2 separate regions of the Homo sapiens genome follow, and region 2 is linked to region 1. A link is a contact called in ENCODE Hi-C or POLR2A ChIA-PET data. All regions are on one chromosome and are shown on one strand. The core of a region is the stretch at or near the end of the contact, and the rest is flanking DNA. Distances in the headings are between cores, read along the strand shown.

The links. A loop is a pair of places that touch in the nucleus more often than their neighbours do. ChIA-PET counts read pairs that join two places held with the same protein, here RNA polymerase II (POLR2A). Pooled maps may share reads with other maps.
Region 2: a pooled map shows a loop between it and region 1 (4-fold over the local background). The contact joins two enhancer-like sites. A Hi-C loop is called at or near these places in 1 of 37 single-sample maps with no recorded cell type and 4 of 50 pooled maps. POLR2A ChIA-PET finds 5 or more read pairs at or near these places in 1 of 52 experiments (A673).

What each region holds. Positions count from the first base shown.
Region 1 is chr6:37,560,451-37,563,911 of GRCh38, reverse strand. No RefSeq gene overlaps it. Among named protein-coding and RNA genes, the nearest start is that of MIR4462, 6.8 kb to the right of the region's middle. RefSeq lists enhancers at 1,219-1,398, 1,539-1,748, 2,069-2,238. Within about 2 kb of position 1,656, at least 3 of the 41 ENCODE cell types and tissues checked have a DNase peak (open chromatin) inside an H3K27ac peak, as active enhancers do.
Region 2 is chr6:38,672,271-38,675,924 of GRCh38, reverse strand. No RefSeq gene overlaps it. Among named protein-coding and RNA genes, the nearest start is that of GLO1, 29 kb to the left of the region's middle. Within about 2 kb of position 1,989, at least 2 of the 41 ENCODE cell types and tissues checked have a DNase peak (open chromatin) inside an H3K27ac peak, as active enhancers do.

The DNA.
Region 1 (3,461 bases), core at 407-2,906:
CACAGTGCTGGTGGAGGAGGATTCCAAGACAGAGAAGCCTGCCTAGTCATTGGCAGCTTATCAAGAGCATATTCAGGGCTTGGAGGTCACAGAAGCTTTGCTGTTGAGAACTCAGAATAGGACAGACAGGAGAGGATATGAAGACTTGGATGCCTGGGACCCAGGGAGAGTGTTTTTTGTTTTGTTTGTTTTGTTAGAGACAGGATCTCACTATGTTGCCCAGGCTGGAGTGCAGTGGCACAATCATAATCATAGCTCACTGTAGCCTCAAACGCCTGGGCCCAAGCGAGCCTCCTGCCTCAGCCTCCCAAGTAGCTGAGATTATAGGTGCAAGCCACTGTGCCTGGCGAGGGAGAACTTTTTTAGGATAGGAAGTATTTGAGTAGATTTTGACACAGGAAAAGGAATGCAGACACACTGGAGGAAAGGGAGGTGAGAGTTGGAGGCCGGCTGAGGAGGAGGCGGGTGGGGGTGTGGGGGCAGTGGAGGGCTCTCTGGGAGGAGGGACAGAAGGGACTTGATTGGGAGGACAGAGGCCCATCCTCTGCTTCCTCCCGAAAAGGCTGCAGAACAGCCTAAAGCCAGGGGGTGGGTCTTTCAGGCCCAGAAAGGGGAGTGTCTCTCTGCCAAGGACCAGGGCAACGGTCCAAAACAGAGACACACAGCCCAGCCCAGGCCTGAGTGGTGGCTGGAGGGTATGGAGGTGTGAGAAAAGACCCCCATAGTCAGAGAGAAGATTCAGAAGCAGTTTCTGGAATGGACTGGGATCCCACCACTGGGGCCGTCCCAAATCTCCCTTAGCCAGTTTGAGGAACTGAAGCTCACATTCAGCCCAGGTAGCAATTAGAAAAGCTGCTCTTCTCCCTTTTTTTTTTTTTGAGAAGGAGTCTCGCTCTATCGCCCAGGCTGGAGTGCAGTGGCAGGATCTCAGCTCACTGCAACCTCCACCTCCTGGGTTCAAGTGATTCTCCTGCCTCAGCCTCTAGAGTAGCTGGGACTACAGGCACACGCCACCACACCTGGCTAAACTTTTTGTATTTTTAGTAGAGACAGGGTTTCACCATGTTGGCCAGGCTAGTCTCGAACTCCTGAGCTCAAGTGATCTGCCTACTTCGGACTCCCAAAGTGCTGGGATTACAGGCGTGAGCCACCACGCCTATCCAGAAGAGCTGCTTTCTAAAGCACGTACTAGAGGAGTCTCTTACCAGGATGATTTAGCAACCACAGCATCTATGGAGAACTTCAGTATGTGCCAGTGACGAAAGCTTTATACAGATTAACTTCAATGTCATGAAAAATCTCATGGAGCAGCTATTATTATTATTAGTCCCATTTTATAGATTAGAAAACTGAGGCTCTATAAGATTGTATGTTTACATGGGGTCCCACAGCCAGTCAGAAGTGCCAGGATTCCCACCCAGGCCTGCCTGACCCCCAGCACCCTCCTAGAACCACCCCAGGTTGGGAGGGGTAGGGGAGAGCTGGCCTGGGACATTCTCACCTAATAGAAGTCCCAGAAAGCCCCAACCCAGGCTTTCTGCAGTTGTTTCTGCTTGAGTGGAATTCCCATTGCGTTGTTTTACCGCCCTCTGTAAAAGTTACCATTGAAGGACAAAAGACTCGGTGAAAATCTAAAGGGGATTTCTGCTTCTGTTTCTGAACCAGAAGAAAAAGAAGTAGTGAAACCAGGTGCTTCTTGGCTGATCAGCCTGGGAAGAGAGAATTATTAATAACCAGGACCATTTCAGTTGCCAGTAACAAAAACCCAATTCACATTGGTTTAGGAAATCATAATAGCCGATGTCAGCTGCTCACTATATACTAGGCACTGTTCTGAGCACTAATGTGAATCCGTTCATTTAATTCTCAGAAGTATGCTGTGAAATTTACACTAGTATCATCACAGAGGAGACAGAGGCACAGGGATTAAATAAGGTGCTCACATCACTTAGCAAGATTGCAGCCCAGGCTGCTGGGCTCCAAACTTTGGCTAAGGGAGATTTGGGACGGCCCCAGTGGTGGGATCCCAGTCCATTCCAGAAACTGCTTCTGAATCTTCTCTCTGACTATGGGGGTCTCTTCTCACACCTCCATACCCTCCAGCCACCACTCAGGCCTGGGCTGGGCTGTGTGTCTCTGTTTTGGACTGTTGCCCTGGTCCTTGGCAGAGAGACACTCCCCTTTCTGGGCCTGAAAGACCCACCCCCTGGCTTTAGGCTGTTCTGCAGCCTTTTCGGGAGGAAGCAGAGGATGGGCCTCTGTCCTCCCGATCAAGTCCCTTCTGTCCCTCCTCCCAGAGACAAGTCCACCACAGCCTTGGAGAGCAAGCAAACACACTGGCCCATGTCATTATTGAGACCAGGTGGCACTGGATCTAAAACATCTTGTTCCTTTCTCTCAGCTCTGCTTCTTTCGGCCTGGCCACTCATCCCTCCATGGCAAGGACAGCTGCACATCTCACCCCTTCCTGTGTCTATCACCCCAAAGGGAAGGTGCGCTCCACTTCCCTGCTTGCTCCAGCAGCAAAATCCTGGGGAAGGTGTCTGAGTGGTCTGGCCCTGGCCACACACCTAACCCAGAACCAGTCACTCTGCCTGGGGCTAGGAGAGAGGGAAATTGTGCCAGGCAGCCAAAAGCAGTAGCCACCCCAGGAACACTCAGGGAAGAGGGTAGCAGCTGCCAGGAAGAAGAGAAGACGTGGAGATTAAAGCTGGGCGGGTGGTTAGGAGGCAAGCGGGACCCAAGATCTGGCCCTTTGTGTGTCTACCTCAAACAGGAGGTAAGACAGCAGCAGAGGGAAACTTTCCTTCTTCACCATTTGCTGGGTGTGGACCAAAAATACCAAGACTTGTATTCACACACACAACCTCTAAACACACGTGCTTCTATATGTATTAAATAAATATTGGCACATACACATGCTTAAACACACATCCCTGGACACTTTACACTCCATACAGACACCTACACAATCACAGGCATGTATACTGCATCAGTCAGGATAGGCAAGGCTATGCTTCATTAACAAATAACTCCAAAACCTCTACTGCTTAAAACCAAAGGGCTTGCTTCTTGCTCACGCGACATGCCAGTCACAGCTTCTGCACATCATATCACCCCAAGGCCCAGACTGATGGAGAAGCCACTAGCTCAAAGCTTGCTGGTCATAGTGCCAGAGGGAAAGAAAGACCTCTGGAAGATGTTGCATTGGCAATTACATTCTTCTGCCGGGAAGTGACACTTTCTCTTCTGCCCATTGGCCAGAACTGGTCATATGGCCCCATCCAACCACAAGGGGGCCAGGGAGTGCAATTCGGAAGAGGAGACCCAGAAATATTTAGCAAATAGCACTAGCGACTAGTGAGTAGGGCGCGCGCGTGCGCACGCACACACACACACACACACACACACACACACACACACACTTACTGCTCTTCCCACGGTCTCCTTATTTTATCCTT
Region 2 (3,654 bases), core at 740-3,239, 1.1 Mb before region 1:
CCTTTGTCCATCATGTTCTTTCTTTAAAAAAAAAAAAAAACAACTCCCCTTAGTGAGTACTGAAAGGATTTGAAAAGGCTTGTAGGCTCATTCTGAAGAGAGAACAATTGTGATTCTGTACAGCCCGTAAAGCAGGTAGTGTCTATGGATAAGGGAGTGTGGGAAAGGTGGGAAGAAGAAAGTGAATACGGAATAAAGGATTGTGGTAGATAAAGTGCAAACAGAAGAATATCAAAAGGTAAGGAACTTATGAAGACCAATTTCACATGTTGAGTGCTAGAACTGACAAACGGGAGGGCTAATACATTCACAAATTCAGTAATTTAAGCTTTATTTCCAAGGAAAGAAGCCTTCTCCACTTGCTGAGTAAAACTTGCCAAAAGATAGCCCTTGCTCATTCTTTAAATTCATTCCTATATGCATTTTTTTTAAATGTACAGTTGGCCCTTGAACAACATAGGTTTGAACTCCACTGGTTTATTTATACAGGGATTTTTTTCAAGCAAATGTGGGTTGAAAATACAGTACAAAGGGGGCTGACTTTTCATATGCCAACTGTGGGACTTAAGTATGCACAGATTTTGGTATCCATGGGCAGTCCTGGAACCAATCCTCCACATACACCGAGGGACAACTGTATATGGTAACACTACGCCTTGTTAGGGAAAAGAACAATTCACTTCCAAATTCACTTACCTGAGAAGTTGTACGAAAGTACAAAGTAGGTCACAAGAAGTAAGTTTTCTTATTTTCCATGATCATGGTCAATGTAAAACAAGTCAGTCTCCTATGAGCCCTACATAGCTAAGGCTAGAATGATTATAATACAGGTGGTTTGAATGAAGAGCAGATGGCTGAAAGGGAATCACTTGAGGCTTTCCCACACAGTATTTTGACCATGATTGCATAGAGTGTGTCTTAGTTGAGGCAATTTTAATAAAAATACCATAGACCGGGTGGCTTAAACAACAAACATTTATGTCTCACAGTTCTGGAGGCTGGGAAGTCCCAAGATCAAGGCACCAGCAGATCCAGTGTCTGGTGAGGACCCACTTCCTGACTTGTAGACAGGCACCTTCTCACTGTGTTCTCACACATCCAAGATAAATCATCTCTTAAAAGGGCACTAATTCCATTCATGAGGGTTCTACCCTCATGACATTACCTCCCAAAGGCCCCACCTCCGAATACCATCACACTGAAAATTAGGCTTAAACATATGTATGGAAGGGAGCCGCAGGACACAAACATTCAGTCCATAGTACAGTATATATAAATAATCCTCAGCCATCCAACTGATTATGAAGAGTGTTAGTAAGGATGCTTGCTATTGGCAATAAGAAAAAAAGCCAGCACTTAAGAGATTGTAAAATGGATTGGTTGACCAGGCGCAGTGGCTCACGCCTGTTATCCCAGCACTTTGGGAGGCTGAGGCAGGTGGATCACTTGATGTCAGGAGTTTGAGACCAGCCTGACCAGCAAGATGAAACCCTGTCTCTACTGAAAATACAAAATTTGCCAGGCATGGTGGTGGGCACTTGTAATCCCAGCTGCTTGGGAGGCTGAGGCAGGATAATCACTTGAACCTGGGGGGTGAGCTGAGATCACGCCATTGTACTCCAGCCTGGGCAACAAGAGCGAAACTTCGTCTCAAAAATAATAATAAAATGGGTTGGTAGAGGGTTCAGAGATAACAAGAACCCCAGATTATTTCCATCTTTCCCATCCTGTCATTTTTAGCATTTTTTCTCACTGGACCAATAATATGATCAAAGATGCCTACCATGATTCTAGGTATCATGTGTAGACCAACAATGTTGATAGGATTTGGCTGTGTTCCCACCCAAATCTCACCTTGAATTGAAGTTCCCATAATCCCCACATGTCATTGGAAGGACCCAGTGGGAGGTAATTGAATCATGGGTGTGGTTTCCCCCATGCTATTCTCGTGATAGTGAGTTCTCACGGGATCTGATGGTTTGATAAGGGGCTTCCCCTTTCTCCTTCCTGCCACCCTGTGAAGAATGATGTGTTTGCTTCCCCTTCCGCCGTTATTGTAAGTTTCCTGAAACCTTCCCACCCTTGCAGAACTGTGAGTCAATTAAACCTCATTCCTTTATAAATTACCCAGTCTCGGGCATGTCCTTATAGCAGCATGAGAACGGACTAATAGAAATGTCCAGTGAAAGAAAATATCATTTTATTCCTCATGTGTCTTTGATAAGGAGTGAAAAACCTTTCCCTAAGCTCCTCAGCAAAATTCCCGTCATATCTCAACCAGTACTGGGTCACTTACCTGTCTAATCACTGGCCAAGGGGGTGGGAACACTCTGACTTAGATGGATCGTATTTACCCAAGCTGGCTGCATGAGGGTGGACAGTGAATCAGAATTGAGACTGCCAGAATGGAGGAGCAAATAGGGGCTTCTGGGTAGGTGTAAACAGAAACCGCACCCAGAGTCAAATTAGATATTGAGAATTAGATATTAGGTGCAGAGTACTGTAAGAAATGAAACATTTCTTGCCCTCAGAGCTTAGGTCTGAGATTGTGGTTCTCAATCATATTAGACTTAGCTGACCCTGTTTATAATAACATTGTAACATAATATCTATCACATCCACTATCCTGAAATGACATTCACATGATATAACCTACTTATTGGCACGACATGAAGAAACATCAGTCAATACCTTTATGGTAATATGAAGGAGAAATATAATCAGGTTGCAATAAAATTGTGCATTTTAGTATGTCAGTGCCCACATAGACTAGAAGACAATGGAGTAGTCAGGTGCTTGCCCTTACATATGGAAGAAGAAAACATCAGAGTATTGTTGACACTCTTTGATATTTTAAATAAAGACTGAATTTATGATTCATGAAGAGCTATAATTTTACAAATTTAAATACATATTCATAACAGGTGCATTTTACTGATGACTCAAAAACATGATGTTATGTTGGAAATATTTCCCAAAATGGTGATCAATTCTTGCTAAAGTTTCGAATAAAAGAGTAACTTTTTTGTTTATAGAATAGTTTTTTCCCTAGCAAATATTAAAATTATAAATGCAAATAAGTAAGATACAAGTTGTAAGTTCAGATAATAAAAAGCAGGCTTTAATTCTTTTTTAAAATTTAGAATAGTTTTAGATTTGCAGAAATGTTGCAAAGATAGTGCAGAATTCACATACACCACATACCTAGTTTCCCCTATTTTAAAAATCTTACATTAGTGTGGGACATTTATCACAATTAATGAAACTATATTGATATTATTAACTGAAGTCCATACTTATTCCAATTTCCTTCATTTTTACCTGCTGTTTCCTTACAGGTGACATTCAGGAAACCACATTCCATTTAGTCACCATGTATCCTTAGGCTACTCCAGACTGTGACAGTTTTTCAGACTTTCCTTGTTTTTGATGACTTTGACAGCTTTGAGGAGTACTCACTAGGTATTTTGCAAAACGTTTTTCAATTGGGATCTTCTGATTTTTTTTGTCATGATAAAACTGGGATTATTGTTTTTTGGAGGAATACCACAGAGACAAAGTGCTCTTGTCACATCAAGGGGACATACTATCAACATGACATGTCCCTGATCTTACTATGTTAACCTTAATCACCTGGCAGTGGTAGTGATGAGG